Linked DNA regions of Mus musculus: region 1 is linked to region 2. The links are chromatin loops, found by intact Hi-C in ENCODE. Cell type or tissue: gastrocnemius. All regions are shown on one strand. Links, peaks and the distances in the headings refer to the core of each region. The heading gives the core; the rest is flanking DNA. Region 1 overlaps Sox30 (SRY (sex determining region Y)-box 30). Region 2 overlaps Adam19 (a disintegrin and metallopeptidase domain 19 (meltrin beta)).

Region 1 (16,887 bases), core at 5,251-13,250, 110 kb before region 2:
GAATTTAGTTTTTTCTACATATAAAATCATGTCATATGCAAATATGGATAATGTAATTTCCAGTCTAGATATCCTATTTTCTCTTTCCTGATGCTCATGCTAAGACTTTTCAGTACTGTGTTAAGTAAGAGTGGTGAGGTCAGATCCCTTTGTGGTTTATAGCCTTAGAGGAAATGTTTGCAGTCTCCTTGCTCAGTGTCATATGGCTGTGGGTTTGCATACATAGCCTTTAGTATTTGGAGGATCTCCTTCGATATATTATCTGGTAAAAGTGTTCTGCCATGTAAAATATTAAATCTTATTGCACACTCTTTATGTGTGGAGATGAAAATATATTACAGTCCTGACTTGTGGTGCTGTGTTTTGCTTATTGGTTTGTATATGTTGAATCCTTGAATTTCACTTTATCATTTTGATCTTTTCCATGTACCAACAAATATAGGTCAATTATATTTTATTGAAAAGTTTTGCAGCCATGTTTATACAAAATATGGATTATAGTTTTCCTGATTTTCATACCAGGATATTGAGAAAAGCTGGACCTATAAAAGTGTTTGGCAGAGTTCCTTCCATTTCAATTTTTTGAAGTTCTCAAAGAATTGCAACTAGTTCTCTAAATGAACAGCATAAGTCAGTAGTCAATTCACTAGGTCTTAGATGGTCCTTTACACTTAAGGCTTCAGGCTCACGACTCAGTACTGGTTTGCTTAGTTTAGACTTTCCCTCCTTTTCTCCCTTCCTCCACCTCTCCTTTCTTCTCCCCTGCCCCAGTTTACTTTTTCGAGTTTTGTTTCTCTGCATAGCCAGCTTCACTGTTTTCATTGAACTCAGTATGAATCCTAGTTGGCCTCAAACCTGAATCCTCCTGCCACTTCCACCTCTGTCCTAGAGTTACAAACAAACCACCATGTCTACGTGGGCTCGATTGACTCAGTTGTGGTGGTCTATATGTGATGCTCATGGATCCATCCCGCTTCTAGGCTCCGAGTTATTTCTTTTTTTTTTTTTCCATTTTTTATTAGGTATTTAGATCATTTACATTTCCAATTCTATACCAAAAGTCCCCCATACCCACCCACCCCCAATCCCCTACCCACCCACTCCCCCTTTTTGGCCCTGGCGTTCCCCTGTACTGGGGCATATAAAGTTTGCGTGTCCAATGGGCCTCTCTTTCCAGTGATGGCCGACTAGGCCATCTTTTGATACATATGCAGCTAGAGTCAAGAGCTCCGGGGTACTGGTTAGTTCATAATGTTGTTCCGCCTATAGGGTTGCAGATCCCTTTAACTCCTTGGCTACTTTCTCTAGCTCCTCCATTGGGAGCCCTGTGATCCATCCATTAGCTGACTGTGAGCATCCACTTCTGTGTTTGCTAGGCCCCGGCATAGTCTCACAAGAGACAGCTACATCTGGGTCCTTTCGATAAAATCTTGCTAGTGTATGCAATGGTGTCAGCGTTTGGATGCTGATTATGGGGTGGATCCCTGGATATGGAAGTCTCTACATGGACCATCCTTTCATCTCAGCTCCAAACTTTGTCTCTGTAACTCCTTCCAAGGGTGTTTTGTTCCCACTTCTAAGGAGGGGCATAGTGTCCACACTTCAGTCTTCATTTTTCTTGAGTTTCATGTGTTTAGGAAATTGTATCTTATACCTTGGGTATCCTAGGTTTTGGGCTAATATCCACTTATCAGTGAGTACATATTGTGTGAGTTCCTTTGTGAATGTGTTACCTCACTCAGGATGATGCCCTCCAGGTCCATCCATTTGGCTAGGAATTTCATAAATTCATTCTTTTTAATAGCTGAGTAGTACTCCATTGTGTAGATGTACCACATTTTCTGTATCCATTCCTCTGTTGAGGGGCATCTGGGTTCTTTCCAGCTTCTGGCTATTATAAATAAGGCTGCTATGAACATAGTGGAGCATGTGTCCTTCTTACCAGTTGGGGCATCTTCTGGATATATGCCCAGGAGAGGTATTGCTGGATCCTCCGGTAGTACTATGTCCAATTTCCTGAGGAACCGCCAGACTGATTTCCAGAGTGGTTGTACAAGCCTGCAATCCCACCAACAATGGAGGAGTGTTCCTCTTTCTCCACATCCACGCCAGCATCTGCTGTCACCTGAATTTTTGATCTTAGCCATTCTGACTGGTGTGAGGTGGAATCTCAGGGTTGTTTTGAGTTGCATTTCCCTGATGATTAGGGATGTTGAACATTTTTTCAGGTGCTTCTCTGCCATTCGGTATTCCTCAGGTGAGAATTCTTTGTTCAGTTCTGAGCCCCATTTTTAAATGGGGTTATTTGATTTTCTGAAGTCCACCTTATTGAGTTCTTTATATATGTTGGATATTAGTCCCCTATCTGATTTAGGATAGGTAAAGATCCTTTCCCAATCTGTTGGTGGTCTTTTTGTCTTATTGACGGTGTCTTTTGCCTTGCAGAAACTTTGGAGTTTCATTAGGTCCCATTTGTCGATTCTCGATCTTACAGCACAAGCCATTGCTGTTCTGTTCAGGAATTTTTCCCCTGTGCCCATATCTTCAAGGCTTTTCCCCACTTTCCCCTCTATAAGTTTCAGTGTCTCTGGTTTTATGTGAAGTTCCTTGATCCACTTAGATTTGACCTTAGTACAAGGAGATAAGTATGGATCGATGCGCATTCTTCTACATGATAACAACCAGTTGTGCCAGCACCAATTGTTGAAAATGCTGTCTTTCTTCCACTGGATGGTTTTAGCTCCCTTGTCGAAGATCAAGTGACCATAGGTGTGTGGGTTCATTTCTGGGTCTTCAATTCTATTCCATTGGTCTACTTGTCTGTCTCTATACCAGTACCATGCAGTTTTTATCACAATTGCTCTGTAGTAAAGCTTTAGGTCAGGCATGGTGATTCCACCAGAGGTTCTTTTATCCTTGAGAAGAGTTTTTGCTATCCTAGGTTTTTTGTTATTCCAGATGAATTTGCAAATTGCTCCTTCTAATTCGTTGAAGAATTGAGTTGGAATTTTGATGGGGATTGCATTGAATCTGTAGATTGCTTTTGGCAAGATAGCCATTTTTACAATGTTGATCCTGCCAATCCATGAGCATGGGAGATCTTTCCATCTTCTGAGATCTTCTTTAATTTCTTTCTTCAGAGATTTGAAGTTTTTATCATATAGATCTTTCACTTCCTTAGTTAGAGTCACGCCAAGATATTTTATATTATTTGTGACTATTGAGAAGGGTGTTGTTTCCCTAATTTCTTTCTCAGCCTGTTTATTCTTTGTATAGAGAAAGGCCATTGACTTGTTTGAGTTTATTTTATATCCAGCTACTTCACCGAAGCTGTTTATCAGGTTTAGGAGTTCTCTGGTAGAATTTTTAGGGTCACTTATATATACTATCATATCATCTGCAAAAAGTGATATTTTGACTTCTTCTTTTCCAATTTGTATCCCCTTAATCTCCTTTTGTTGTCGAATTGCTCTGGCTAATACTTCAAGTACTATGTTGAAAAGGTAGGGAGAAAGTGGGCAGCCTTGTCTAGTCCCTGATTTTAGTGGGATTGCTTCCAGCTTCTCTCCATTTACTTTGATGTTGGCTACTGGTTTGCTGTAGATTGCTTTTATCATGTTTTGGTATGGGCCTTGAATTGCTGATCTTTCCAACACTTTTATCATGAATGGGTGTTGGATCTTGTCAAATGCTTTTTCTGCATCTAACGAGATGATCATGTGGTTTTTGTCTTTGAGTTTGTTTATATAATGGATTACATTGATGGATTTTCGTATATTAAACCATCCCTGCATCCCTGGAATAAAACCTACTTGGTCAGGATGGATGATTGCTTTAATGTGTTCTTGGATTCGGTTAGCGAGAATTTTATTGAGGATTTTTGCATTGATATTCATAAGAGAAATTGGTCTGAAGTTCTCTATCTTTGTTGGGTCTTTCTGTGGTTTAGGTATCAGAGTAATAGTGGCTTCATAAAATGAGTTGGGTAGAGTACCTTCTACTTCTATTTTGTGAAATAGTTTGTGCAGAACTGGAATTAGATCTTCTTTGAAGGTCTGATAGAACTCTGCACTAAACCCGTCTGGTCCTGGGCTTTTTTTGGCTGGGAGACTATTGATAACTGCTTCTATATCTTTAGGTGATATGGGACTGTTTAGATGGTCAACTTGATCCTGATTCAACTTTGGTACCTGGTATCTGTCCAGAAATTTGTCCATTTCATCCAGGTTTTCCAGTTTTGTTGAGTATAGCCTTTTGTAGAAGGATCTGATGGTGTTTTGGATTTCTTCAGGATCTGTTGTTATGTCTCCCTTTTCATTTCTGATTTTGTTAATTAGGATTTTGTCCCTGTGCCCTTTAGTGAGTCTAGCTAAGGGTTTATCTATCTTGTTGATTTTTTCAAAGAACCAACTCCTCGTTTGGTTAATTCTTTGAATAGTTCTTCTTGTTTCCACTTGGTTGATTTCACCCCTGAGTTTGATTATTTCCTGCCGTCTACTCCTCTTGGGTGAATTTTCTTCCTTTTTTTCTAGAGCTTTTAGATGTGTTGTCAAGCTGCTAGTATGTGCTCTCTCCCGTTTCTTCTTGGAGGCACTCAGAGCTATGAGTTTCCCTCTTAGAAATGCTTTCATTGTGCCCCATAGGTTTGGGTACGTTGTGGCTTCATTTTCATTAAACTCTAAAAAGTCTTTAATTTCTTTCTTTATTCCTTCCTTGACCAAGGTATCATTGAGAAGAGTGTTGTTCAGTTTCCATGTGAATGTTGGCTTTCCATTATTTATGTTGTTATTGAAGATCAGTCTTAGGCCATGGTGGTCTGATAGGATACATGGGACAATTTCAATATTTTTGTATCTGTTGAGGCCTGTTTTGTGACCAATTATATGGTCAATTTTGGAGAAGGTCCCGTGAGTTGCTGAGAAGAAGGTATATCCTTTTGTTTTAGGATAAAATGTTCTGTAGATATCTGTCAGGTCCATTTGTTTCATAACTTCTGTTAGTTTCACTGTGTCCCTGTTTAGTTTCTGTTTCCACGATCTGTCCATTGATGAAAGTGGTGTGTTGAAGTCTCCCACTATTATTGTGTGAGGTTCACGTGTGCTTTGAGCTTTACTAAAGTGTCTTTAATGAATGTGGCTGCCTTTGCATTTGGAGCGTAGATATTCAGAATTGAGAGTTCCTCTTGGAGGATTTTACCTTTGATGAGTATGAAGTGTCCCTCCTTGTCTTTTTTAATAACTTTGGGTTGGAAGTCGATTTTATCCGATATTAAAATGGCTACTCCAGCTTGTTTCTTCAGACCATTTGCTTGGAAAATTGTTTTCCAGCCTTTCACTCTGAGGTAGTGTCTGTCTTTTTCCCTGAGATGGGTTTCCTGTAAGCAGCAGAATGTTGGGTCCTGTTTGTGTAGCCAGTCTGTTATTCTATGTCTTTTTATTGGGGAGTTGAGACCATTGATATTAAGAGATATTAAGGAAAAGTAATTGTTGCTTCCTGTTGTTTTTGTTGTTAAAGTTGGCATTCTGTTCTTGTGGCTGTCTTCTTTTAGTTTTGTTGAGGGATTATCTTCTTGTTTTTTCTAGGGCGTGGTTCCCGTCCTTGTATTGGTTTTTTTCTGTTATTATCCTTTGAAGGGCTGGATTCGTGGAGAGATAATGGGTGAATTTAGTTTTGTCGTGGAATACTTTGGTTTCTCCATCTATGGTAATTGAGAGTTTGGCTGGGTATAGTAGCCTGGGCTGGAATTTGTGTTCTCTTAGTGTCTGTATAACATCTGTCCAGGCTCTTCTGGCTTTCATAGTCTCTGGTGAAAAATCTGGTGTAATTCTGATAGGCTTGCCTTTATATGTTACTTGACCTTTTTCCCTTACTGCTTTTAGTATTCTATCTTTATTTAGTGCATTTGTTGTTCTGATTATTATGTGTCGGGAGGAATTTCTTTTCTGGTCCAGTCTATTTGGAGTTCTGTAGGCTTCTTGTATGTTCATGGATATCTCTTTCTTTAGATTTGGGAAGTTTTCTTCAATAATCTTGTTGAAGATGTTTGCTGGTCCTTTGAGTTGAAAATCTTCATTCTCATCCACTCCTATTATCCGTAGGTTCAGTCTTCTCATTGTGTCCTGGATTTCTTGGATGTTTTGAGTTAGGATCTTTTTGCATTTTCCATTTTCTTTGATTGTTGTGCCGATGTTCTCTATGGAATCTTCTGCACCTGAGATTCTCTCTTCCATTTCTTGTATTCTGTTGCTGATGCTCGCATCTATGGTTCCAGATTTCTTTCCTAGTGTTTCTATCTCCACTGTTGCCTCACTTTGGGTTTTCTTTATTGTGTCTACTTCCCTTTTTAGGTCTTGGATGGTTTTATTCATTTCCATCACCTGTTTGGTTGTGTTTTCCTGCAATTCTTTAAGGGATTTTTGTGTTTCCTCTTTAATGTCTTCTACCTGTTTGGTTATGTTTTCCTGTAATTCTTTAAGGGATTTTTGTGTTTCCTCTTTAATGTCTTCTACTTGTTTAGCAGTGTTCTCCTGTATTTCTTTAAGTGAGTTATTTATGTCCTTCTTGATGTCCTCTACCATCATCATGAGATATGCTTTTAAATCCAGGTCTAGCTTTTCAGGTGTGTTGGGGTGCCCTGGACTGGGCGAAGTGGGAGTGCTGGGTTCTGATGATGGTGAGTAGTCCTGGTTTCTGTTAGTAAGATTCTTACGTTTACCTTTCGCCATCTGGTAATCTCTGGAGTTAGTTGTTATAGTTGTCTCTGTTTAGAGATTGTTCCTCTGGTGATTTTGTTACACTATATCAGCAGACCAGGGAGACTAGCTCTCTTCCCTGAGTTTCAGTGGTCAGAGCAGTCTCTGCAGGCAAGCTCTCCTCTTTCAGGGAGGTGCACAGTTATCTGGTGTTTGGACCTCCTCCTGGCCGAAGATGAAGGCCCAAAACAGAATTTTTCCCAGAAGCTGTGTTGCTTTGGCCTGCAGACTGCCCGCTGCGGAGTCCCAGAATCAAGGTGGCCCCCGCGGAACGTGAGGCAGAAGCCTCACGGGCTGTGCGGACACCTGTGCTCTGACCAGGAAGGTGGCCCGTTGTCTGGAGCCAAAAATGGCGCCGCCTCAGAGGCTCTGTGGCTCTCGCCCGGTCCAGAAGCTGCTGGCCTCTGTGTTCCACACTCTCACCCGCAGACCGCCTGCCGCGGAGTCCCGGAACCAAGATGGCCCCCACAGAATGTGAGGCAGAAGCCTCTCGGGCCGGGTGAACCCCTGTGCTCTCACCAGGAAGGTGGCCGGTTGTCTGGAGCTGGAAATGGCGCCGCCTCAGAGGCTCTGTGGCTCTCGCCCGTTCCAGAAGCTGCTTGCCTCTGTGTTCCACACTCTCACCCGCAGACCACCGGCCGCGGGGTCTCGGAGCCAAGGTGACCCCCGCGGAATGTGAGGCAGAAGCCTCCCGGCCCGAGTTATTTCAGTATGTAGTTTCTCAGGAGAGTTTTTATGACCCTTTGTGTTTCTGGGCTGTTTGTTACATTATCTTTTTCATCTTTGATTTTGTTTGAGATTCATTCTCTCTCTCTCTCTCTCTCCCTTTCTCCCTCCCTGTGTGTGTGTGTGTAGTCTAGCTTGAAGTTTGTCTGTCTTGTTTTCCTTGTTGTTCATCTTTTCTTTTAGTTTATTTTTTCCCTATTTCTTTGCTTCTACTATTTTTTGGTCTGTTTTGTTGCTGCTTTTCTGAGTCCTTGAGATGCACTGCTCAATGTTGGCTTTAGGTTGTTTGGTTTTCTGATATATGGGGATATTGCTATGTATTTTTCTTTGATTATATTACACAGTTTGGGGAGGTTTGTTTTCACTTACTGCCAGGAAATGTTTATGTTCCTTTAATTTTCTAGTTAATTTAATTTTCTAGCTTCTGCTCCCCATCCACTGTTTCTACACTTTCCATTCTTCTTACTGCTATGGATGTGTAAGTTTGCCCCATTGTGTTCTGAGGAGGTGCATGATATTATTTCAGTTTTAAAAACATTACCCTAGCCAGGCGTGGAGGTGCACACCTTTAATCCCAGCACTCGGGAAGCAGAGGCAGGCGGATTTCTGAGTTCGAGGCCAGCCTGGTCTACAGAGTGAGTTCCAGGACAGCCAGGGCTACACAGAAAAGCCCTATCTCGAAAAAACAAAACAAAACAAAAACCCCAAAGACAAAACAAACAAACAAAACCAACCCAAAAACATTACCCTAAATCAAGTGCTGCATGAGTTATCCGAGAGGATGTTCATGTGACATTGAGAAGAATGTGTTCAATTCTGTTGGATGAAATGTGTCAGTAAGATCCATTTGCTCTGTGCGAAATCCTCAGCCAGTACCTAGAAACATACAATATTCTTTCTGTGTATCAGCTAATATTATTCTAATCAAGTTAACAGATATTTTTCCTAATGGAGGGAATACTTTTATAGCTATTCATTTTTACCAGTACAACCCTGGACAAGCTTTGTCATAATTGACTTGAGAATATAACACTAACTTGTTTTTCCCATACAGTACAGTCATGCAAAATTGGTGTTTCAAACTATAGCACATGTCTGGTATATATCAAGATTTAAGGTCTTTAAATTTTCTACCATGCCTTGAAACGGGCTCTTTTGAAAGACAGTTACTAACTGAGCAGTTATGCCTGCGTTAGAGGAGGACTCTATATGGGAAGTAGATTTGATATGCTCTCTGACTTCTGCATAGAGTTCAACGGATGGAAGAGCCTGAAGGCAGAGAGCTGTGAACAAAGTCATGGCAGCGATTGACAGTGTCTCAGGGCACAGGCTTTAAATCCTAAGTACCTGAAGTAGAGTGATGCAGTATGGGTGTAAACCTAAAAAAAATGTAAGCACTATCTTATATCTGCGGTGTTCAATGTTAGCAAGGGACCTTATAATACAAGGTTTGGGAGTGGGACATATTCCGAGAGTTTGAGACAGTGGTCTGGTACATCTTCATACATTGGAAAGGGAAAAGAGCTGGCCTTCCATCCTACCATCCTTCCTCCTTTCCTCCCTTTGTCTTCTCTCCCCTGCCCGCTTCCTCCTTCCTCTTTCCTTCTTCAGAAGATGCAGTGCAGTGACTGGCATTCCAGGAGTTTTGCAAATGAATGTGATCATAGTGTTGGCTGTCACTAGATGGCGCGCACGAGCCCAATTTCTGTGTATTTCCTCTTCGCCTCCAAAGAGATTATTACTTACAGAGAATTGGCAACTGGATTTGAATGACAAGATTATTAGCTTTGCCTTTCAAAAGTCACTTGTAAACCTGCAATGGTTTTTTTGAAGTCTTGCTCCATTGTGTTTTGTTTGTTTGCAAAACCCTTTGAAAGCACAGTGCGGTATCAGTTTTAATGCCTTAGAGTACAAAGAGTATTTATTCTAAATGTACTTTGTTACAGTGTCATTTGTAAAAGTCAGCTGGAGTTTTCTGTTCCAGGGCTTCAGTATTCAGCATCTCTTCCTTTCAGCACATTCTAGAACAGGAGAACCCTTCTCCTACCCTTCATGCCTGCCCTTTTCATTGTCACACAACTTGTGTTTCCATTTCCAACACTGTGTGGTGTGAGGTAGTATAGAGGCCAGGATGGGACGATCTTTATCCTGGTTATCAAAGGTAAGGAGCTAGAAACTAGGAAGAGGTGATCATGTCGGCGGCTGCATCCATCCACACTGCCTTTGCTCTGTTTTGGGTGGGGATGGATAGGAATCTTCATGTCGAAGAAATACTCTCCAGGCCGTACAGGGACTGCACTTAACTCATAGTCTGTGGCCCAGGCACTGGGGGCAAGAATCTGATGTCATTTTTGTTTTTGTTTTTCTGTCACAGCACGTGCCCTTATAGTCGGCCTCCCTTTGGCTATGGAAATTTTCCAAGTTCAATGCCAGAATGTCTTGGTTACTATGAAGACAGATACCAAAAACATGAGGCTATCTTTTCAGCTTTAAATAGAGACTATCCTTTCAGAGACTATCCAGATGAGCACACACACAGTGAAGACTCTCGGAGCTGTGAGAGCATGGACGGGCCCCCTTACTACAGCAGCCATGGCCACGGTGGGGAAGAGTACTTGAATGCCATGCCCACTCTGGACATTGGAGCCTTGGAGAATGTCTTCACAGCCCCAGCCTCAGCCCCCTCTGGTGTCCAGCAAGTCAATGTCACTGACAGCGACGAGGAGGAAGAAGAAAAAGTGCTCAGGAATTTATAGTTTAAAATATGCGCAGAAAATAAACATTTCTTAAAATATATTCTGGGTCAGTTGGTGTGAGAAAAAAAGCCTAGAATGCTTTGCTGAGTGTTTTCAGCCATGATCTGAGGAGTCAGGACCAAGTGCCGTTCATGTCTTCCCAAGTTCTCTTAGTGACCCTGGACTCCCGATGCCTCAGCGTAGGGATCTTAAAATCCAAAGTAGTTACTTTCATGGCTGAAATTTGCACCAACATGTGATAGCATTACGTTATCTTGGAAAATTCAAAATTCAGAAAGCTCCTGTGGCATATGAGGACACATGTGAGTATATCATCTGCACAGCAAGTGTGATATCTCAGGGTACATTATTTTATTTTTCTGAAAATTTTTGGTGTTTATATATTTATAGATGTTGTCAGTTTTTATGTAACATTTTGAAAATATTTTGATAACTTGTAGACATGGACTAGAACTCAGTTGCTAAATTTAATTTACACTAATAACCAATTATAAGTTAAAAATGTATTTTAATGACACCTAGCAGTTCCTTCAGATATATTCATTTCTGTTACTGAACATTTTATCATCATTTTAACTATCTTTCCCATTTGGTATGCATTGTTATATTGTTGTTGTAACTAAATAAACAGATGAAAATGCTCTTGTTAAATGTTTTCTGTTGAGAGGAGGGAGGTAAGCGCACAGAGTGCGGGTCAGGGGTGGTTAGCTTTTATGACACTACAGACACTTTATTAGACAGCAGCAGAGTGGCACAGAACCCTGTTGGTTTGTGTATTAATTACGTGTGTCATTGCTGCAACAAAATACCTGAGAAAAGCAACTCAAGGAAGGATTTATTTTGCTTCATGGTTTGATGGTGCAGTGCATCATGGGGGAATGCATGGCATTAGGAACTGAGGTGGCTGGCCATATTCCAGCTGTGCTCAAGAAGCAGCAGATGAATCCTGGGACTAAGCTTGCTTCCTCTTTGTAAGATGAAAACCCCAGCCCATGGCACAATGCCATCCACATTTAGAGCATGCCGTCCCCTCTCAGTTAACCTGATCTACAAACTTCCTCAGATAGTCCAAAAAAAATTGTCTCCTATGTGATTCTAGATCCTTTCAGGTCACCAATCATTGTAAACCACAGTTTGCAAGAGGTTTGAAATTGTACCATCAAACATATTCCAGTGTATATTCTAATGCTATTGTGCAAGTCTGCCTATGATTTAAACACTCCCCAAAGGGGTTATATTGGGTTCATCTCTCTTGAATTGAAGACCATGGAATTTACTTACAATTCTATACACCTATAGACTTAACTCATAGTAAAAATCAACAAAAATGCCATTCATGATGTCATAGCTTGGCAAGTATCCATTTGTGAATAAAAAAGACCCCCTTCAGAATAGAATAAGATGGCCAACTGTGAGGTCATTTTAAAAAACATCTACAAGGAAGAAAGTGAATTGGTGGGAAATTGCCACAAATCAAGACACTTCCCTCAGGCATCTGTGTAAATTGTGTAAACTGAAGTCTTCATTCTTAAACCTTGTAAGTGTGAACTTCCAGTGACTGAAGGGTGGAGATGAGATTTTTGAAAGAAGCCCTTGCTGTTGTCATCTGAAAGTTAATGACAAAGCATTGCTGCAAAGCTGTTGGGAAAAATGTTTGTTTTCTGAGGTAAACCTCTGAACATCTTTTAAGACTCAAGAGTATGTCCAGGAACGCTTCTTCTAGAACTTCAGATCAGCTGGGAACCATAATTGTCCCATAGTGGAACAGGCATTTGAGCAGATTGGTGTTCAGGATGTATCATTCACAGCTGCAGCCTTCTTACTGAACTAAAAGTTACTGTTGGGGATGCATTTCAGCACCCTCAAGTTGTGGGTATAATGTTTGCAAGTCTATAATTTCTTCAGCTTTGATACTCTGTGTGTGTGTGTGTGTGTGCGCGTGCGCGTGTGCGTGTGCGTGTGTGTGTGTGTGTGTGCGCGCACCTGTGAATGCAGGCCTGGAGGCCAGAGGATGGCATGGCTATCTTCAGTCGCTCTCACTGAGCCTGGCACACTGTCTCCGACTTCCCTAGTTCTGGTTTACAGATGTGCACCACTGTGCTTAGCTTCTACATGGATTCTGAGGATATGAACTCAGGTCCTCAAGTGTGCAAAGCAACTTCCCCAGTTGAGCCATCTCTCCAGCTTTGATACTCTTTAGTTGTTCAGCACAGGCAATTTTGATGTAAAGAACAAATCTTGAATTTCTTGAATGATACAAATATCATTTGTCATTTTATGTGTGAACTAAAGGAAGATTATTTATGTGTTTACTGTTAAACGGTTGCTGTCTAGGAGCAATGCATGCAAAAGCTTGACCTGTTTTATCCCATTTCGTTTAAAAGGCTTTCATCATAGACCTTCTCTTACAGACTGCTTGGTTGAAGAAATCACTGTGTAAAACAGCAAAAAGGTAAAGTTCATAGTTCGCCATTTCCTAATTACCTGTTTCCAGGGTAGCCTTTCACCTCCGACTTCTTCCATTGTTGGTTTTAACAGAATTATTACTCATTGTGGAGTAATAATAAACATTGTGGAGTAAAAATAAATATTACTGTTTGTGTGTATGCCATTGTGAGCCATGCCAGCAGAAGTCAGGAAAGGGCATAGGATCTTACAGAGCTGGAGTTACAAGAGGTTGTGAGCCATTCAACACAGGGGCCTGGAACCGAACTTTGGTCCTCTGGAAGAGCAGGGGGTGCCTTTAACCAGTGTGCCATGTCTCCAGCCCCTTCTACAACTGAGCACTAGCTAGGGCTAGGGAATCTCTTGATCACCTCTCCTCTACACTGGCATCAGAGGTCAGGAGTTCAGGCTGGTTCTAGAACCACGGTGTAAATTGGATTAGAAACCTGCATATTACTTAGGGAAGACCAACCACAGACAATCATGCATACCTACAAAGTACTCACACCTGTTCCCTTACAAGTTTTCAAGCCAATGACTAGAGGTCCACATACTATACACACCATCCCTCGAGGGCATCTGCTTCTCACTAAGGAGGGAAATCTCAGTGCTCCAAGCCACAAGTGCTTTCTGACAGTCTCATTGTCTTGTTTGCTCTTGTTAAGTTGGACTTTGTGGGATTTGTTATGCAAATAGACTCCTTTTCAAAGTATATTATAATGTCAGTAGGCTTCAGGTGTCACTCAAAGTGTTCAGGACTCTAGACATAAGTGCACCAAGTATTTGCAAACTAAAAACCCATTGTACTGCAGGGAGATGGGAGGCTGCCTTCCTGAGAAGCCAAGTTAAGAGAGAGGAGTGTTTCTCAGGGTGTGCTAATTAGACCCCAGCATTTCAGATGTTCTGACTGAATTTGGTCAATTTTGGAAGCTGGTGTCATGCTCCACTTGAAAGACAGCAATATCCATTGTCATCATAATATCACAAAAGTCTGACATCTCAGGTTCCCACACTTACCTGTTGAGACTCCCTTTTTGTTTTTGTTTATTTATTTATTTATTTATTTATTTATTTATTTATTTATTTATTTATTATATGTAAGTACACTGTAGCTGTCTTCAGATGCACCAGAAGAGGGCATCAGATCTCATTACAGGTGGCTGTGAGCCACCATGTGGTTGCTGGGATTTGAACTTCGGACCTTCGGAAGAGCAGTCAGGTGCTCTTACCCACTGAGCCATCTCACCAGCCCCTCCCTTTTTGTTTTAACAGTGACATCACCCAGGACACACTTCAGAAAATGCCTACAAGTGACAGCTGGTGGTTTAGGTTTGTGAACTTCACACATGGATTTCCACAACAGTTAGTTACCTTAAGTGCTTTGCCAAACAAAAGCAGTGTCTTAATAAACTTTTTTTTAAAAAAATTGTGTCTTAACAGTCTTCAAAGATGAAAGAATTGAAACTTGTAATCATTGTAATTCACTGCTGGCTATTAAACCGGGTTTTTAATGAACGATGACAGTGTATCCAAGAACTTATGGAGACAGGTGTGCTTTTAGCTGTCAACCAGCTGTCAGGAGAGTTCTGCCTGGGGCGAAAGTTGGAGCTACATTCGACATGTTTAAGAAAAATGCATTAGGGTAAATTCACTGTACCAAGTGAGGGATTTCTTAAGGGCAGTCCCACCTGCTTTGACCACATTCACATCCCACTACCCTTTACTCGATTTTCCCACTAATCTCCTGTCTCTTTCCTGAAAGTCTCCCCCAACCTGTGGGTGTGTGTGTGTGTGTGTCTGTGTGTGTGTGTGTGTCTGTGTGTGATAAAATCTAGGTTCTACACATGACAGAAAACATGACTGAATCTGGCCTATTTTGCTTCATACAGTATCTCTCCATTCACCTCCCTTCCTTCCGATGACATACTTCAATTTGTCTTTACAGCTGAATAAAACTTTATTGTGGGGCTTCTGAGACAGCTCCGTGGTCACATGGCTTGCCTCACAGCCTAAAAATCTTGAGTTCCAGCCCCAGGTCCCATGTGGTTCCAGCCCCATTACCCACTATCTGGCTGGATTATATCTGATGAGCTTCTTAGCAGTTCTTATACCTCCCCTTGACACTGCACCATTTGAAAAAGGTTTTCAAGTTTGTCTTACAAACCATGTAACCACAACATCAGAAGATAGAAAAAGGGCTCTAACCTACCAAACCTATGATGAAATCTCCAGGCAATCTCTCTTTCTGACAAAAAGAGGATTTTCTCTGTGCTGGGATGTGAGGTTGGAATTGGGTGGAAGTTACTGTTGGCATGAGAACTGAGCAGCTGGGGCACATAGAGTTCCCCCAGGTCCAGTTTGGACCACAACATGAAGGGTGGTGAGCAGATCTCATGGAAGACCATTCTAATCCCTCCTGGGCCATGCTCTGTGTCTGCCCTGCCTGATCCCAGCTCATTCCTCAGGTCTCAGTTTACACAAATCCTAGCTCTCACCAGTGACTGCAATCCTTCATTCTTTTGGTAACAGAACCCTACAATTCTATTCAATGTGGTCATTCTGAAACACTATTTCAGCCCTTGAAGTAGGGTATGGTCAAGTAGCTGAGTTCTGGACTCCTAAGATACCAAGGGATAGTCCCAAAAATATGTTTAAAAGGAGATGCTATGCCTCTCTTTGTCACTGTGACCTTTCTATTATCTGGACTATGGTAGAGATGGCTGGAATCTTGGCAACCATCTTGGACTCTATAGGCCTCATTCTGAAAATGGTCAAGAAGACAAGATGAGCACCACATCTGGACTGGGTGGATTGTTAACACTGTATGAAAGCAAAAGAAACATCTAACCACACTAATCCCCAATAACTTGGTTTCCTCTGCCACATGAAGCTGAACCGGACTCTTCCTAATACAGGCTTTTGTCTTCCAGGATGCATGCAAAAGCCCTCACAGCCTGAGCCAAGTTCCTGCTTTATGTTCCCACAAGGCAGGTGTGCACATCTCCCATCTAAACTCCTCTGTGATCAACCAGGACCGGTGCTGTTTTACAGACCCGAAAGATGTGACTGGTGAACAGGATGACGGATGCAGCCTCTCATTCTTAACATCACAGGCCAGGAAATTCACTGGGCAGCAGACAAGCAGTGCTCCCCAAGTCTGCCTAACTGTAGACCCACGTGTGCCCTAAGTAGTACCTAGGCACCTCAAAGAGAATAACATCCCGATTCCCCAGAGTCTTGACTATTAAAGGCTGAGCCCTGAAAAGCTATGTCTTGTCAAGGCTCCCCGGGTGATTGTAAAGCCCACTAGGAAACGATTGACAAATGGTGTTGGGGAACTTCCTGATAACACCAGCAAAACTTCCCCTCTCCTTCCTTCCTTGCCTATGTTGCTTTCAAGGTCCAACAGTTCAGTGCCTTTCCACACGTAAGCTCAAGGCAATTGCCCAACTGAGAATTGCTCCTGACAACATAAAGATGGAGGTGGGGTAAACAGCAGGTTCAGAATCCTCCCAGGATGACATGGACACTGGAAACTATTAACCGAGAAATTCTTTTAGTTATTTTTATCTATTTTTCGCACCGTCCTGGTGATTCTGGTCTATTACTCCAGCTACTTGGAGAGTGAGGCAGGAGGATCTCGGGTCCGTGTCTACCTGTGCTACAGGGTGTGTTCAAATCCAGCCTGGGCAATTTAGTGAGAACCTCGTCCTGAAATAAGAATTTGTGAGAGGTTGGCGAGATGGCTCAGCAGGTAAAAGCACATGCCATGCAAGCCTGGCCTGTTGTGTTTGTCCCTGGAACCTATGGTGAAAGGAAAGAACCGACTCCCCAGAGTGATCCCCTGACCGCTACACACACCATGACATGCACGCACATGAACCCACAACACTCTCACAGCAAAATAATATTAAAGACATTTTTAAAACTCCTACAGGCCAGGCGGTGGTGGCACTCCTTTAATCCCAGCACTTGGGAGGCAGAGGCAGGCAGATTTCTGAGTTTGAGGCCAGCCTGGTCTACAGAGTGAGTTCCAGGACAGCCAGAGCTATACAGAGAAACCCTATCTCAGAAAAACAAAAAAACAAAAAACAAAACAAAAAAAGAAAACAAAAGCCAACAATAAAACTCCTACAAATAGGGCTAAGTAACATAGCTCAGTGGGCGAAGGCACTTGCTGCCAACCTGATGACCTGAGTTTGAGTCCC
Region 2 (16,887 bases), core at 2,972-10,971:
TGTGCACACACAGGTCACATGTACATGCAACACTGACACGGTAGCATTGGTCAGGTCCACCAAAGAACCCCTTGATGGTTAGGGTGTTGTTCCCTCTACTTTTTTTTTTAACCTGTTTTCTAAGCCAGATACTCCAGTTTGACCACCAGAATGCATCCCTCTGAAGGTCGTATTTCCCGATTTCTAGAGCCAGAGAGCAATCTCAGCATCTGTGCTCTGAGCTCCTAGGTCGGATGGTGAGAGAAACTGGCCTTTTGGTGTCTTTTCAGTTTTACCGCTCCCTGAACATCCGAATTGCACTTGTCGGCTTGGAGGTGTGGACGCATGGGGATAAGTGTGAAGTTTCAGAGAATCCCTACTCTACCCTCTGGTCCTTTCTTAGTTGGAGGCGCAAGCTGCTTGCTCAGAAGAGCCATGACAATGCTCAGCTAATCACGTAAGCAGCCCTTTTCTGGTCTTGTGGTATCAGCTTTGTCTGCAGAACCCCTGCCTGCCGTAAGGGGTGCGAAATTCACCCTTCCTTTCACAGGGGCCAATGTTGGTTGTGCAAGACCCCACCCTGCTCCCTGGGCCACATAACCAGGCTTTTTCAGACTCAACACATCTTGAAAGAATGTTAAAAAGCCTAAGAATGATAACAGTCCTCTGCAGAGTTCCACGTGAGGCAATTAGCCTCACCCGTAATCAGCTGAGCAGCTGAGGCACTTGGGAGTGAATATTAGGGGAATGAGCAGATGACTCTTGGTCACAGTTGCTAGCCTGAAACAGGCATTCTTGAGCACAGTCAGTTGACCTCCCACTGCAGGATACAGGAAATGGGTCTTCAAGTCCTTCACACCGTTCTCTGGGGTCTCAGGGCTGAAGTCCTGGGAAGGTCAAAATGGTAGACTGTAGGACCTTCGTGCTCAACAAAGGCACAGAGATGATAAACTCCTTTACTTGTTTGTATTTATTTATTTATTTATTTATAACATAGGCGAGTCAGTAATTATTTCATCCTTGATACCTTGATTTACCCTTTCATAATAACTGCGATTTCCAATATTTACCTGTCCCTAAAACCTAGACTCTTAGTGGTCACTTGAGGACAATCCACTCACTGAGAAAGTCTTTGTTTGCTGAAACATTTGGCCTGCACTTTTGGATTGGACACTTTGAATCTGTTTATGGTAGTAAAGCTTCCCAGAGCTAAGTGCAAGTCTCCGAAATGCCAAGCAGGGCTTCATACACTCAGATCGGCATATATTGAATTTATTAAGCAAACATTTATCAAACATCCATTTATTCTCCTCGCCTACTCTGGGTGGATGAGATGGAGAAGGGATAGGTTAAACTGGAAGAAACTGGCTGTTGACAGGTTAGGGCCATCATTTTGGAGCAGAGATGGAAACAGCTTAGCCCTGCACCCAGCTGCAGTTTGTGAGGCTCCCAAAGGGACTCAGCTACTTTCTTGGTCCTTGTGTGATGTGTGGATCACAGCCTCAGCCCCGCAGCTGCATCCAGCATCCTTGCTTTTGCCCCCAAGACACATGCCACTGATGGTAAGACCTGAGCTGCTGGCCACTGGCGGAAATGGACATGATTCACTTGGGCATCACAGCCTGGACCACACCCTTCCCTGTGACCCCTGTGTCTGGCCGTTTTCTATGAATCAGGGATGGGGCACAGCTTTTCAAGCCCTGCCTTTTTCCTTTTGGAGACTTTGGGCACTTTCTGAGGGGGAAAGTGACCTTTTTTTGCTACTATGAGAGGAAGTGAGAGGAGGTGAGAGGTGTGGTATCCTGAAAGAAATCCAGTTGGCTGGGTTAACAGGCTTGTCCTCTTGGGACTAATCTGGGAAGGTCAGGGGATCGGTGCACATCATGGTAGCCATTCACTCCTGCCCCTGGGGAACAGTTCTCTCAGCCCCCACCTGAATTACATGTCTTTTTTCTTCCTGCAGGGGCAGGTCCTTCCAAGGCACCACCATTGGCCTGGCCCCCCTCATGGCCATGTGCTCCGTGTACCAGTCTGGAGGAGTTAGCATGGTGGGTCTCAGACAAGACAATGATGTTGCGCAAGGGGACAATGGCTCCCAAGAGAGGAAGTCAGCTTTGAAAAGCCGATTTGATATTTATAGTCACAGAAGAAAAAAGCATTAAAGAGAGCAAATGTGTCAGATGAAATTCTTAGGTTCAAAGGATAGTAGCCAGGGGTAAAATTTCATTCATCTTTGTGTTCATTTGTAAGCAGTGGTAAAAATGGCCCTCCAGATCGGTTGTGTATTATTCCATAGCGGGCTGGAGGAGGAGGCAGAGCAGGAGCTGAGGGCAGGGGAGTGAACAGAGATAGAAGTGTTTCTCATCTGGGTCTTGAGTCCTTAGGTACCGCATTGTGAAATGAGATCCTGTCTCAAGAGTCAAAGTTAGGAAATTGCCCTCTTTTGAAATTCTGACTTGGCAAGAGTAGGGTTTTTTTTTTTTTTTTTGGCTATGAAGCTGTTGATGGCCTGGAACTCATTGTATAGACCGGGCTAGCCTCCGGCTTGCTATCTAGCTCAAAATGACCTTAGGGTTCTGTTCTTCCTGATTCCATCTCTTGAGTGCTGGGACGACAAGTGTTGGCTAACATACCAAGTTCGATGTGGTGCTGGGATCAAACCCAAGTCTTCACGCATGCTCCTCCAGTACTCTACAGCTACATCCCTAGCCCCTGGATTTTGGCTTGTCTCTTCTAACCTGGACGAGATATAAAGGAAGCCTCGTCTCTCTGCTCATTTGTTATTTTATCCCTCTACCCATCATGTATTTTTATTGACAAGGTAGCATGAACGTTAAACCCCAGATTCTAGAGTCAAATTGGTTTCAAAGAGCAGCCATGCGACTTTGGAGTTAATGTGTGTCTTTAGTTGTAAAGATCATGGCTTATGATCTTAGGGTAAGAGTAAACATTAAGTGAGATAATAAAAGGAATATATATATATATATATATATATATATATATACACATACACTTTTTGTTGTTTTTTGGAGACAGGGTCTCACTACAAAGCACTGACTATCTCAGAACTCACCCATAGACCAGGCTAGCCTTTAACAGAGATCCTCCTATCTCTGCCTCCTGAGAGCTAGTATTAAAGGCATGCACAACCATGCCTGGTATAAACATCCATTTTGCTGCTTTTGTTCTACTGTTTGGTTTTGGGGAATGGGTCTCACTATGTTGCCCAGGGTAGTCTCAAACATCTGGGCTCAAAAGACCCTCCTGCTTCAGCCTCTCAGTTGGCTGGGGCTCTAGGTTTACATCGCTGCACCAGCCCTATTTGTTCTGCTGATGAGGACCACACACTGTACCAGTTTTGTCTGGGGTGGCCCTTTCTGCAGGGGTGCTCTCAGAAAGCAGCCAGTCAAGTGTCTCTGTTGCTCAATTCAAGGTGATGCATCCGAGAGATGCATCCACAGGTCATTCGTGGTCTGCATCTTTTAAGAACACAGGTAGCAGTCTTTTGAGCATTTGCTTTTCAAATGAAGACAAGTGGCTTTAGATTTGTTATAAGCAAGGTATGAAGAGCCAATATGCTCAGCGTTAGGGGAGATCAATGGAGCGCTGTCAGGCTCAGATAAGAAAAAGTCATGCAGGCCAGGTGGTGGTGATGCACGCCTTTAATCCCAGCACTCAGGAGGCAGGGGCAGGTGGATCTCTGAGTTTGAGGTCAGCCTGGTCTACAGAGTGAGTTCCAGGATAGCCAGGGCTACTCAGAAATAAAGCAAAAAAAAAAAAGAGAGAGAGAGAAAGAAAGAAAGAGGAAGGAAAGAAAAGAAAAGGACATGCAAAGCAGAAAGAACCCCCTGACCTTGAATTTGAAATTCTCTGAACAGGACCACTCCGAGAATGCCATTGGTGTAGCCTCCACTGTGGCCCATGAGATTGGCCACAACTTTGGCATGAGCCATGATTCTGCACACTGCTGTTCTGCCAGTGCAGCCGATGGCGGCTGCATCATGGCCGCCGCCACCGGGTGAGTCAACCTGAAGGGTGCCGGTGGGGAGAAGAGTGAGCTGAGAGGTGCAGGGTCAGATGGCCTAGATGGCCCCAGGGAAACTTTCAAGCTGTTGATGAAGGCAGTTTAAATGATGTTTAGATGAAACAGAAGCGAGCAGATGTGTTGTGGGACGCTAAGTTCCTCAGAGAGCAGGTGGTCTGGATTGACGAATAGTTTGTAATTTTCAGCTCTAAAACTGGCTTCAACGTGTTTTGTTTGTTTTGTTTTTGTTTTTGACATCACCTGTGAGAGTCTTGCTCAGTCAAATCTTGAACTTGTGAATTTAAGCAACTCTCCCACGTCAACTACTAAAGTCTTTGGGGCTTTAAGTATGTGCTACCACACCCATATGCCCAGTTCAACCACAACCCTTGGTCTTGCCTCTTCGGGAGCTTTGTAGTTTATAGAGTAAAAGGAGAAAGGGGCCATCCAGTCACTCTTAAGGAATTCCATGAAACAAAGGTACTGAGACTCCAACACTTACAAGGATTGTCTAAACCAGAGCTTTTGGAAGAGGGTTATCTTGTTCCTGAATGCATACATCATGCCATTCTTCAGGACTTGAGCCACTCCCTGGAAGGCAATGTAGTAGGATCCTTATTACACCCCTTCATTCCAAACCACTAGGGTTTGCTTGTGCTTCCCAGAGAATGGTGGTTCAATGCAGCCTTCTCGTTCATAGTGCTAGTGTTTGCTCGCTACTTCCTGACTACCGTGACTCCAAAGGATGGCAGTGACATGCGGGATATGACATGCGGCATAACTTTTGAGTTTGAGTTCATGGTTAAGCCCACCCCTTTCTCAGCCAATCCCAATAGAGTGTGTGTAGACAAATGGGCGACAGCTAAATTCATGACTACTCTAGCTGTTTTTTAAGTTATTCACACACTGTCATAGCTGAATGGTTAGTAGCAAAGTCCTTGGGGACCTACTGTAGTACTGAAAGAAGCCCTCAATGTTTAACCTTTCGTTGTTTTAGAGACTTAAGGGCAGGGCTTTACCAGGGTCTCTTTACAGACCCATGTTGTGATATAGAAGTTTTCCCATATTTACATCTTGTGAGGTATTTCTCTGTGGTTTTCCTACATACATCTGTGATCTATGATGAGTTTAATGTATAAAGCAGGCACAGTCAGAGGTTAAAAACACCAACTCATAATAAACTAGAGCATTTGAAATAGTGATGATGATAATAAAAATATATTGGTCCGTTTTGAATGTTTCAACTCAATAGTTTCAGATCTCTGTTGACTAGGGGTAACCAAAACCAGGGCTGGCAGCTACGAATAAGGAACCGGCTGCACTTTTCGTTTCCATAGGTGCAGGCGACTGGAGCTTTCGTACATACTACCGTGATAAAGCCCACACATTTGGGTGTTGGGCAGTAGAGTTGGCTATGAAAACAGAGATCAGCCCCTGAGTGAATTAAATCTGTGGTCTTGGGCTTTCTGGTTCTGTTTTTTGTCATGAGAAGATAAATACCCATCTGATGTGTTCAGCTTTCAGTATGAAAACCTGTCTTTTTTTTTTCATTTTTTAAAATTAGACATTTTCTTTATTTACATTTCAAATGTTATCCTCTTTCCCCCCTCCCCCTGCTCACCAACCTACCCACTCCCACTTCCCTGTCCTGGCATTCCCCTACACTGGGGCATCAAGCCTTCACAGAACCAAGGGCTTCTCCTCCCATTGATGTCCCACAAGCCATCCGCTGCTACACATGCAGCTGGAGCCATGGGTCCTTCCATGTGTACTCTTTGGTTGGTGGGAAACCTGTCTTAATGTACCTCTCACCCTTTACCTACCTCAGCTTCCTCACTGAAAAGACAGAAATGACTGTTCTGTTTCTCAACTGCCTTTTTCATTTTTAAGAAAAACATAACGGTGTGGCCTATTCATCATCTCATGGTTCAGGGTGAAAGAATTCTAAGTTGGTGTACTGATGAATGTCCTGGTGAGGCAGAGGGCGTGTGTAGGGTTTTCATCCAAGTGAACTAAGCCTCTTGAGTGGCAGGCAGGACAGCAAGCTGTCGGTGTGCTTCAGCTCCGCTAACGCCTCCTTCTTCTCTGTCAGGCACCCTTTCCCCAAAGTGTTCAGTTGGTGTAACAGGAAGGAGCTGGACAGGTATCTGCAGACAGGAGGAGGGATGTGTCTCTCCAACATGCCGGACACTAGGACGCTGTATGGAGGCCGGAGGTGTGGCAACGGGTACCTGGAAGACGGTGAAGAATGTGACTGTGGAGAAGAGGAGGTAAGTGTCAGGACCTTACTAGAGAGAGGGACGAATCTGTATTGTCTTCAGAGCTTAAGGACATTTGAAAGCACAATGTGACAGATAAGTTCCTATCAAAAGGACAATGCGGTCCTTCCTATGGAAAGGACAAAGGGACAGATTTTTCCCAGTTGCCAGCACTTCTTACACATGACTACCGAAGGCCCTCTGTGTGTCAGAGGCAGACAGTGAGTCTGCCAGGTGGACCGTTTCGATGGCCTCTGCAGCTGTGGTCAGGACAGTCCTATCCAGGATCAGGGTGGAGCCCCTTTGAGCAGCTGCTCTAGCCACAGACCATGATCCCAGGGCACGTAGCTCTCTCTCCTCCTCCCCAGAGGAGCCCCAGATGGCGTCTTTGGCCCTCCAGCTGCACTGAATTTATTTCTGGAGGCCACACAGCTGGATGAGCTCATGACCATGAGCCTGGTGAGGAGCCCTAACCCAAGCTCGTGCTGTCCAGCCCGGAGAAGAGAAGATTTGAAGGGAGTGTTGGAAGTACTGTCAGGTCAGGGGAGATCTGCCGAGAAAGGAGAAGCAGAACTCTTGGTGGATAGTCCTCTCCTCCTATCAGGGCTTCAGAGCGAGTGTGGAGAGCGCACACCCTAGCTCTGTCATCTTTATTAGAAGGATGTTTTTCTGAAAAAGAAGAAGAAGAAGAAGAAGGAAAGCAGAACTATATTGTTTCGTGTCTATTTTTTGAAGATCAGAAAGTATGTTAACCCATGCTTGACAGTTAGTGAACTGTAAGTAAGCAGTGTGTAGCTATGGGACTGAGGTAGCCATATTACTCTCCATGTCGAGATGCCCTCTTGTTTTTATTTTGCACGTATTTCATGTGTGTTTGTGTGCGTATGTTCCCCCTCTCCAACTTCACCACCTGGCATTCAGGGACCAAACTCGGGCTGTCAGGCTTGGCACCAAGTGCCTTCACCCACTGAGCCATGTTGTGACCTTCTTTTAAAACTCTAACCCTGTAATTTTCAGAATAAAAGAACTAGTGAAAGACCAATGAACTAAAAGTGAGGGTCAGCCCTGGCCTTTCAGCATAGGGAGAGTCCTTTGAAGGGTGACGGGCATGGTGGACTTTGCAAGCTCAGTATGACCACATAAGTATGGGATAATACCTACTCGAAATCACCACGTAGTCCCATTTACATTGTGGTGTCTCCGAGGATGGAGCACTTGTGTCTTTTCTCTTACAGATACTCATTACCTTAGTAAAGAAGTGCAAGTGATGCTCTAGGGAACGGGAAGCAGAGCGCGCCAGGCAGGCCGGGGAATGGAGGTGGCAAGGGCGCCCCCTGCTGGGCTCTGACTCTTGCCCTTCTGCTGCCTTTGTAGGAATGTAAGAACCCTTGCTGCAATGCCTCCAACTGCACTCTGAAGGAAGGGGCAGAGTGTGCCCATGGTTCCTGCTGCCACCAGTGCAAGGTAAGTGTCTCCTTTCCTCTGCCTCAGGCTTTGAGGTGACAGCCTAGTGGGTGGCGGCTGGGTTTCAGCCTGCATCAAAAATTTCAGACACAGGGCCGGGGAGGGTGGTTCTTATCACTGGCCACTTGTGGTAAGAATCCATGCTTTCATGCTCAGGGCTCTGGATTCAACCCCATCACTGGGAGGAAGAGAAGGGAGAAAGGGTGGGTGTGTGTTAGATATTTGGAACTGAGAATGTCCCTTTAACTAAGCCTACCAATTTTCTATCCTGGGCCTCATTATGCTCAAATCACCTCATATACATATAAATACATATACACATATATATCCTATATTAAGATATGAATATATAAATATGTCACTAATATATATATAAATATATAAGCAGAAATATAAATAAAAATATACATATGTATGTACGTATAAAATCAAAATAAAGATATATACACATATAACTGTGTATATATCTTTTTATTTAAATAGTTGATATATCTGATATAGGGCTATATACATACATATATATGTGCATTTGTAGATATATGTACATATATCTTTATTTTGATTTTATATGTATGTGTATATATATATGCATGTGTATATATATGTGTGTGTGAATATATGTATATGTATGTATATTCTTTTATTTTGAGACAAGACCTCACTAAATTGCTCAGGGTGGCTTTGAACTTGCTCTGGAGTCCAGGCAAGTGCTGACATCATCTCCCAGGAGAGATCTAAGGCACCAGGCCCAGTGAGACTTCATTTTTCCTTGAACACATGAAAAAGCAAACCCTGATTCTGATGAACATAAATGGCCATCGTGGTGGATGTCGGGCACCAGGAGGAGAATTTTATATGCTAACTGACTCAGTCTTCCCCACAGCCCCATGGGGTACACATTACTGCCTCTGTTTTAAGGTGAGGAAAATGGGTCATTAGGAGATGGGTGGTGTCAGGACCTGAACCCAAGTTCTCCCTGACTCTGAAGCATGCATTCTTAATATCAATGCGGAAAATAATCTATTACCATTAATAGTCATATAGCACTGAATTTGAGAACTTCTTTTTTGGGGGGTGGGGTTTCGAGACAGGGTTTCTCTGTGTAGCCCTGGCTGTCCTGGGACTCACTTTCTAGACCAGGCTGGCCTCGAACTCAGAAATCTACCTGCCTCTGCCTCCCGAGTGCTGGGATTAAAGGCATGCGCCACCACGCCTGGCTTGAGAACTTCTTAATCCAAATCTGACAAGTCAGGAAGTCCCAAAATATATAAATAAAAAAATTAACAGATTTGGTGATAAAATCTGACCTAAATGGATATCAGACTAATTATAGTTTTTATAAAAAGATTACCTAAAATAACTTTATTTCATCATAATATACCATATATTAATATTTTTGGTTATAAAGCTTATCCTGAGCCTTGTTAAAGGTTATGTAGTATATATTTTTATAATTATACACATCTATCATATTCATATAGATTTGTTAGATGCACACACTATTATGATATTTGAACTTTTGAGTTATTAACCTGAAACTCTGAGTACTAGAGAAGTTTGAGTATGGAGCTGTGGCCTGTCCCACCCTCAGCTTGGCGAGCGCACACAGTGCTCACGTGTTGTTCAAGTACCCTACTGAGCATGCTTGCTCTTAGCAGCCAGAGAGAGGGCTGGGATCTGGAATCATGGGCAAACAAGAACCAAAGGTCAAACGCACAGTAGGACTTGGCTCAGTAGAACTTGGACACCTTCTGTTTTGACATGGAAGCCCCCAGGGAGGCTATGCTGAGTTGAGTTCTTCAAGTCTCAGACCAAGGCTGGAGAATAAGCACGGAGTGACCTTTCACTCAACTCCAGGATTTCAGACTGAGCCTCTCAAAGGATTCCTTGACTTAAAGCGCTACCTGTGTGAACTTGGGGAATTTTTAAACTGCCGGAGTCTCAGCTCTGTCTACACACCCGCATGAGCATCAGAAATGCTGATATAAAGTAGCTATATCAGTTTCATGGACATTGTGAGGGGCAGATGAGAGAAGTATTTGGATAACAGTCAGCCCCATGCTCTGCATACCACTGAGGGTGTGCTGTTTAGAGCCACAAGCTGGATGTAGTGAGACATGTCTACAGTTCTGCTATTCCAGAGGCTTAGCCAGGAGGATTGCCCTGAGTTCAAGGCCAGTCTGTGTTAAATAATGGGTTTGAGGCTAGTTTCAAGAACAAACCAAGAAGTTGTAAACTTACATGAACAAAGCAGTAATGTTGTAAATTGAAAATCTACATGAATGCCAATTTTCTGTGTGTGGGTATATGCATGTATGCATGTAGGCATGTACCCTTATCAGGAAACTGGTCTGCCACATACCACGTGACTTTGAATATATTATGTCTTGCTCCTTTAGTTATATAAGACTATAATGCAAACTAATAAAGTCGTAGTGACACTTAAGTGAAAGATGGTTGTAATGGCAGAGAGAAAACTATAGATTGTTAGAGAAACATTATTTCTCAACTGCTGTGGGAAGGAATTGCGTTGAGTTGGTCCATGTGGGTACAAGTTTGAAGGAACTCAGTCACTGTTTATGCGAAGGCCGACGATGGCTTGAGCTCATTGAAGTCGTGTGATAAGTGCGGTGATAACAAGGTCGTCAAAACTGTTTTCCACAGATAGGATGTTCATGAGCTCTTGGCTGAAAGGGTTGGGGGCAGGGAAGAAATGACTACTCTTCTCTTCTCATTCCTCTACCTAGCTGGTGGCTCCTGGAACCCAGTGTCGGGAGCAGGTTCGGCAATGTGACCTCCCCGAGTTCTGCACCGGCAAGTCTCCCCACTGCCCCACCAACTATTATCAGATGGATGGCACCCCCTGCGAGGGTGGCCAGGCCTACTGCTACAACGGCATGTGCCTCACTTACCAGGAACAGTGCCAGCAGCTGTGGGGACCTGGTAAGAGCCCTCCTGGATGGAGAGCATGGTCTCTTCCGCCCACCACCTCTGAGCCTGTCTCCCCGCTGGCCCTTTAGCTTGGCCTAGAACACCTTCAAATACCACATCTCATGCTCTTAGCTCAAGAGTGACAGTATTTCTCATATTCCCTTGAAGCTTTTAGTTCTAACACTGGACAGACAGTTAATAGTACTCCCTCCCCAACACACCAATGAAGCAGAAATGGAGAATAAAAGAAAATGAAAAAGACCCTTAAGCTACAAAAAATGTTTAGCTTCAGTCATATTGAGAGAAAGCAAATTGAAACTACCATCAAGTGGGGTTTTTTCATGGATCAGATCTCAAAGACAGCAGTGATATAGTAATAACAACAACCATCCTAATATATTAGCATGGAGGGTATGTCTTAGTCAGGGTTTGTATTACTGCACAAAACATCATGACCAAGAAGAAAGTTGGGGAGGAAAGGGTTTATTCAGCTTACACTTCCATACTGCTGTTCATCACCAAAGGAAGTCAGGACGTGAACTCACACAGGGCAGGAACCTGGAGGCAGGAGCTGATACAGAGGCCATGGAGGGATATTTCTTACTGACTTGCTTCCCCTGGCTTGCTCAGCCTGCTTCCTTATAGAACCCAGGACCACCAGCCCAGGGATGGCACCACCCACAATGGGCCCTCCCATCCTTGATCATTACTTGAGAAAATGTCTTACAGCTGGATCTCATGGAGGCATTTCCTCAAGGGAGGCTCCTTTCTCTGTGATAACTCCAGCATGTGGTTTTGACACACAAAACCAGCCAGTATGGAAAGACCAATGTAGAAAGCATTTTAGAGATAGCAAAAATTTTAATGTATTTACCAGTTCCATTAATTACATTAGGCTTAAATTGTTTTCCACTTACCCTTTTTTTTTTTCTGAGAAGTTTTTACATGGCATGGAACAATTTGTGAGTATATAAAAGTAGGTATATACAGCAAACATTTATTGATAATAAATCACAAGGAAATTTATTTTAAAATAATCTTTCATATATAATTTTACCAAAGCAAATGTATACTTTGACAAATCGGTGTGTTTGTTTGGTTTTTTTTTTTTTTTTTTTTTTACATAGAGAATTAAGTCTTGGCTAAATGGTTGAAAGTGCAGGACATAGAGGGTCTGAAACAGTTTTCAGAGTTGGCTGATTTTATAGTTGTCAGGGATGGGAACACCAACCCACATCGATATGTGGTGTAAAAGTGATAGAAGTATGTTTAGGGCCTTACCAGAAATGGTTGGAAATTCTAATCTGACACCAAATCATGATTCGTTCAGTGACTTTTATCTTTATTTTTTTGAGACAGGGACAGGGACAGGGACTTTATTTTTTGAGACAGTGTGTGTGGCCTGCTTGCCTGAAACTTACTACGTAATCCAGGCTGGCTTGCAACTCCTAGAGATCTACCTGCCTCTTCCTCTCTAGTGCTAGGATTAAAGGCAGGCACCACACTCAGCTAGTGTTTTGTTGTTGTTGTTGTTGTTTTGTTTGTTTTAATGGAACTGAAGTCAGGAACGCAAACAGCAATTTTATAAATCAAACTTTCTAACATAATATTAACATTAATCTGAAGTTTATCTGCTGAGGAATGACAGTAGGGAAAACATTTTTTGTTTTCTTTAATGAATCCATTGCATAAGAGACAACATACATACAACAAAAATATAACCAGTCATAATATAAAGTAGCCTCAAGTCTGAGCTTGTCTCAGTAGCATTCATTTGTTGTGTGCATCTGTGTTGAAAGCCAAGCTGTAGTAAAGTCACGTGACACTTGGCATGGGTGAACTCTGAATTCATGACACATTCTGTTTTCAGTTAGTTTTGGGTCATTGCACATTTAGAATCTCTTTAGTGTTGCCAGTTTTTTTTTGAGCTCCATCCCCATTCAGGTGTGGGATTCTATCTGCCTCCGTTTTCAGAAGCTGGGCAGTACACTACTTAGAAACAACCTCGGGTTGTATTTGCTTATGGATGTAAAGATGCTTTGTAAGATGTTGTTACACTGTTGCAAATTGTAGCGGCAGCATCCTTAAGTCAGACAACTGAATGCCCTGAGGCTGAATTCTGTATCCGACAAACTAAAACCCCAAAGGGCAGAGCAGAAAGAGAAGAGACGATGCTTCCGTCCTTCACTGCGTTCTTTCAAGAAGATGCCCCAAGATCAAATCTAAGGGATGCAAAAGGTAGAGAAGACATTTTCTTCTCTAAAAGACACACTGCTAAAGATTGTTGCTTTTCCATGATATAAGAGGGAAAACAAGGTGGATGTGAAGGAAAAACTCCAAAGATCTATTTTAGCTCTTTTAATGTTTGGGGCATGAATTACTAATCTTTTACGGTCCAGAAATAGGATAGCTCTTCTTCATTAGCTAGCAGGCTTAGCATGCAGCTGCCATAGATACAAATCTTCAATGAAGGGTTAAAAACCAGGCTAAAAATATTTTCTCTGAATTGGCCTTGATGGATGGTGGAAGTGTCATGCATGCCGTTGCCCAAGCCTAGCTGGCTCTGTCACGGGGAGCCGCTGGCGGGCTTATGCACTGACAAATGTTTCTTGCATACCTAGGAGCCCGGCCTGCCCTCGATCTTTGCTTTGAGAGGGTGAATGCTGCTGGTGACACCTATGGAAACTGTGGCAAGGGCTTGAATGGCCAATACAGGAAGTGCAGTCCCAGGTGAGGACCACAGCTCTGACCCGGTGGGAGGAAGAGTGGCCAATCGATCCCTGCTCTGACCTCTTCATTCCCACCTGACTTGGTGTGGATAGCCTACTATTGGCTTTTAAACACACCAGTTTAAGCCTCTCTCTGTTCTCTACCTATTGCTTGGTGATGCACTCACTGTTTGGTTGGCTCTAAGGAAGTGAAAAAGAGGAGTGGGCAGCATTGCTTCCTAGGAAGCTGATCAAGGCTGCTTTGGAGTCTCTGGCCTATAAGTGCAGGACAAGGTAGTTGGACATGCCTTTATCCCGGCACCGGGGAGTCAGAGGCAGGTGATCATGCGGATCTCGGTCAGTTTGAGACCAGCCTGGTCTACAAAGCAAGTGTCAGAATAGCCAGGACTGTTACTTAGAGAAATCCTGTCTTTTTTCTTTTTAAAGTGAGGCAGGAGATGACTGATCTGAGATGACAATGTTCCAGCATCTAAATGTTGTGGATCCCAGACGGCTCTTTTTTGGACCATTTTTGCAGAGTGCTAAAGTTATGCCTGCTCCTGAGAGCCATCTCTGATTCATTCATTCCAGCCACCCACTCACTCCTCTGCCCACTACTGTTTCAGATTCACCACATGCAAGGTGCTGAATTGAGTGTCTAGAGCAATGTGGTTAACTGGTGTAACAGTTAACGGCCTGGAGCATCTTCCCAAGGTGTTCTCTAGCTGAGTTCTAGAGCAGCCATCTAAATGAATGGGGGAGGAGTTGCACTAGTGTGTAAAACAGTGTTTTAGGCTGAGATATTAGAGAAAAAGGAGCAATTGACGAACTGATAGAGAGCAAGCTACAATTTGTGGGAAGACATGGGCGGGGGTGGCAAGAAAAATGAGCCTGGGCAGAGGAAAGCAGGAACTAGATCCTGAGAGATATAAAGGCATCTCTGGATGATCTGGACCCCTCCCATGGATGCTGCAGTGAGGGGGCTCTGTGTCTTATAGGCCAGGATAGAAAGGGAGTAATATATATATATGTATATGTATATGTATATGTAATATATATACATACACACACATTCATACATACATACATACATACATACACACACACACACACACACACACACACACACACACACACTCACACACACGGGCTGGTGAGATGGCTCAGCAGATAAGAGCACTAACTGCTCTTTTGAAGTTAAATCCCAGCAACCACATGGTGGCTCACAACCATCTGTAATGAGATCTGATGCCCTCTTCTGATGTGTCTAAAGACAGTTACAGTGTACTTACATATAATTATAAATAAGTCTTTTTAAAAAGGGGGGATAAGAATGTAAGTCAGGGAAGCTGTGTAGGAGGGAAGATTGACAGGGATTGAAAATGCTCAAACTTGGGAACAATGAAGAATGGGGAGGCAGAGGGAGACCTAGCTCCTAGTTTGGAGTGCCTGGGGAATGGATTTGGGACAAAGATGACCAATTATTCATGTCATTCAGGTGTCCTTGTGGTTAGGACATCCTAAGTTGAGCTCTTGGCTTAGGTCTGCTGAGACACAAGGAACCTGCCCCTTTTCTGGGTCTGAGTCTACCTTTGGTCTCTACTGCCGGGTTCCAGCCCACTCTCTGGTCCTTTGCCCTGCTCCACCGAAGCCTACTGACTTGGCTCAGACTGAAGCTCTCCAATGTCCCCGCTCTTCCCCAGTCTCTGATCCTGTCTTCTTTCCTGGCCCAGGGATGCCAAGTGTGGGAAGATTCAGTGCCAGAGCACCCAGGCCCGGCCCCTGGAATCCAACGCAGTATCTATTGACACCACCATCACCTTGAACGGGAGGCGGATCCACTGTCGGGGCACCCACGTCTACCGGGGTCCTGAGGAGGAGGAAGGGGAAGGTGACATGCTGGACCCAGGGCTGGTGATGACTGGAACCAAGTGTGGCCACAACCATGTGAGTCCCTCCCTAACCTCACTCAGAAACCAAGAGGCAGAGGCAGAGGCAGAGACTGAGAAGTGTGGGCTCCGGAGGAGTGATGCCCAGCTCTCAGAATAACAGCATCCCACCTATGACTATGGACCTAGTCATGTAAACGCAGGCATCACTGTCATGCATGTCATTTACTATCCTCATAGAAATGGTCTAAGGCTGGGCGTGGTGGCGCACACCTTTAATCCTAGCACTTGGGAGGCAGAGGCAGGCGAATTTCTGAGTTCGAGGCCAGCCTGGTCTACAGAGTGAGTTCCAGGACAGCCAGGGCTACACAGAGAAACCCTGTCTCAAAAAAAGAAAAAAAGGAAGAGGAGAAGGAGGAGGAGGAGGAGGAGGAGAAGAAAGAAAGAAAGAAAGAAAGAAAGAAAGAAAGAAAGAAAGAAAGAAAGAAAGAAAGAAAGAAAGAAAGGAAAGGTCTAAGATTTCAGGGAGACCCAAGGAAAATAACGCCACCAACCCCATGCTTTAAATTGTGTTAAATTATAAACACAGAGGAAACCTATGGTACGATGCCCAGCTGAAAGTAAGCTCCTGCCACAATCATGATTTTTAGGCATCATCCTAAACTTAGTCCATATTCATTGCTGGATGGAATATAGTCAGCATGACGCTAGACTATAAACGTGTCCTAGTTGTTGAATGTACCATTTCAGTAATGTTTGCTGCTCCTTCCCTAATCACAAAGACAACAGCAGAGTTCAGTTACCCACTGAATCTTTTTTGAGGCCTTTTGCATTTCTCACTAGATATATAGCCCCCAGCTATGTTTTGGGGTTCCCATTCATCCTAAGGACAAACCTCCCACACCCTAAGCCTCCCCCATGCCCCTGTGTCCCGCTGATGGCTGCCCTTCTATGTTGCAGATTTGCTTCGAGGGGCAGTGCAGGAACACCTCCTTCTTTGAGACGGAAGGCTGTGGGAAAAAGTGCAATGGCCACGGGGTACGTGTGTGTATGCAGAGGTCTGGGTTCCTGGGTGTTGCCCTGTGGGAGGTCACAGCTCTCCTGGGTGCTGATGCGTCTGCGGCCCCTCACTCTAGGTCTGCAACAACAACAAGAACTGTCATTGCTTCCCTGGCTGGTCTCCACCTTTCTGTAACACCCCGGGAGATGGTGGCAGCGTCGACAGTGGTCCTTTGCCCCCTAAGAGTAAGTGTTCTGCTTTGTGAGAGAGGAGGAGGAGACCGTGGGGATAAGGGGTAGGTTGGCAGGAGCCTCTAGTCTTTTGACTTTGCAATATGGCATCGTTGTCTACAAACCTGTTGGGCTGCATTCATAGCTATTCATGGGGATTGTGGGCCATAGGCTGGGTTTGCCCGTTGCAGAAAGTCCAAGGTAAGCTGGCTTCACTCTCCAGATTCTACAGGGAGGGAGCCAAGATAAAGACGCTGAGTGGGAGGATGCCAGGTCTTCCTATGGGGCCTGGGCTTAGTCACCTTCCTGTCCTTTTACTAGAGGAGAGAGGGGCAGGGGTAGATATTAAGGGAGACTGAGGCCACTGGATAGTCACAATTATTTGGAGGTAGTAACTAGTAATT

Evidence for each region. Hi-C counts contacts between places; a loop is a spot of excess contacts. Peaks named below come from ENCODE experiments on the same cell type or tissue, not always from the same donor. Only the 100,000 strongest peaks of a DNase experiment are listed, where the experiment ranks them.
Region 1: a loop joins it to region 2, with 5 times the contacts of the local background. A loop is called at or near these places in 3 of 42 quality-filtered maps.

The regions. Positions count from the first base shown.
Region 1 is chr11:46,007,123-46,024,009 of GRCm38, forward strand. Sox30 (SRY (sex determining region Y)-box 30) reads left to right here. Exons shown (of 5, transcript NM_173384.2): 5 at 9,853-10,870. The coding sequence ends at 10,234. Among named protein-coding and RNA genes, the nearest start is that of Sox30, 35 kb to the left of the region's middle. In gastrocnemius, for the core only: a CTCF peak has its summit at 9,160 (motif pointing right); DNase peaks (open chromatin) are centred at 9,166 and 11,195.
Region 2 is chr11:46,121,151-46,138,037 of GRCm38, forward strand. Adam19 (a disintegrin and metallopeptidase domain 19 (meltrin beta)) reads left to right here. Exons shown (of 23, transcript NM_009616.4): 9 at 270-436; 10 at 1,943-2,027; 11 at 3,858-3,997; 12 at 6,096-6,273; 13 at 7,636-7,725; 14 at 10,473-10,668; 15 at 13,278-13,386; 16 at 15,098-15,311; 17 at 16,214-16,291; 18 at 16,390-16,498. Among named protein-coding and RNA genes, the nearest start is that of Mir8100, 27 kb to the left of the region's middle. In gastrocnemius, for the core only: a CTCF peak has its summit at 7,596 (motif pointing left); a DNase peak (open chromatin) is centred at 7,603; H3K4me3 peaks cover 665 bases; H3K27ac peaks cover 1,727 bases.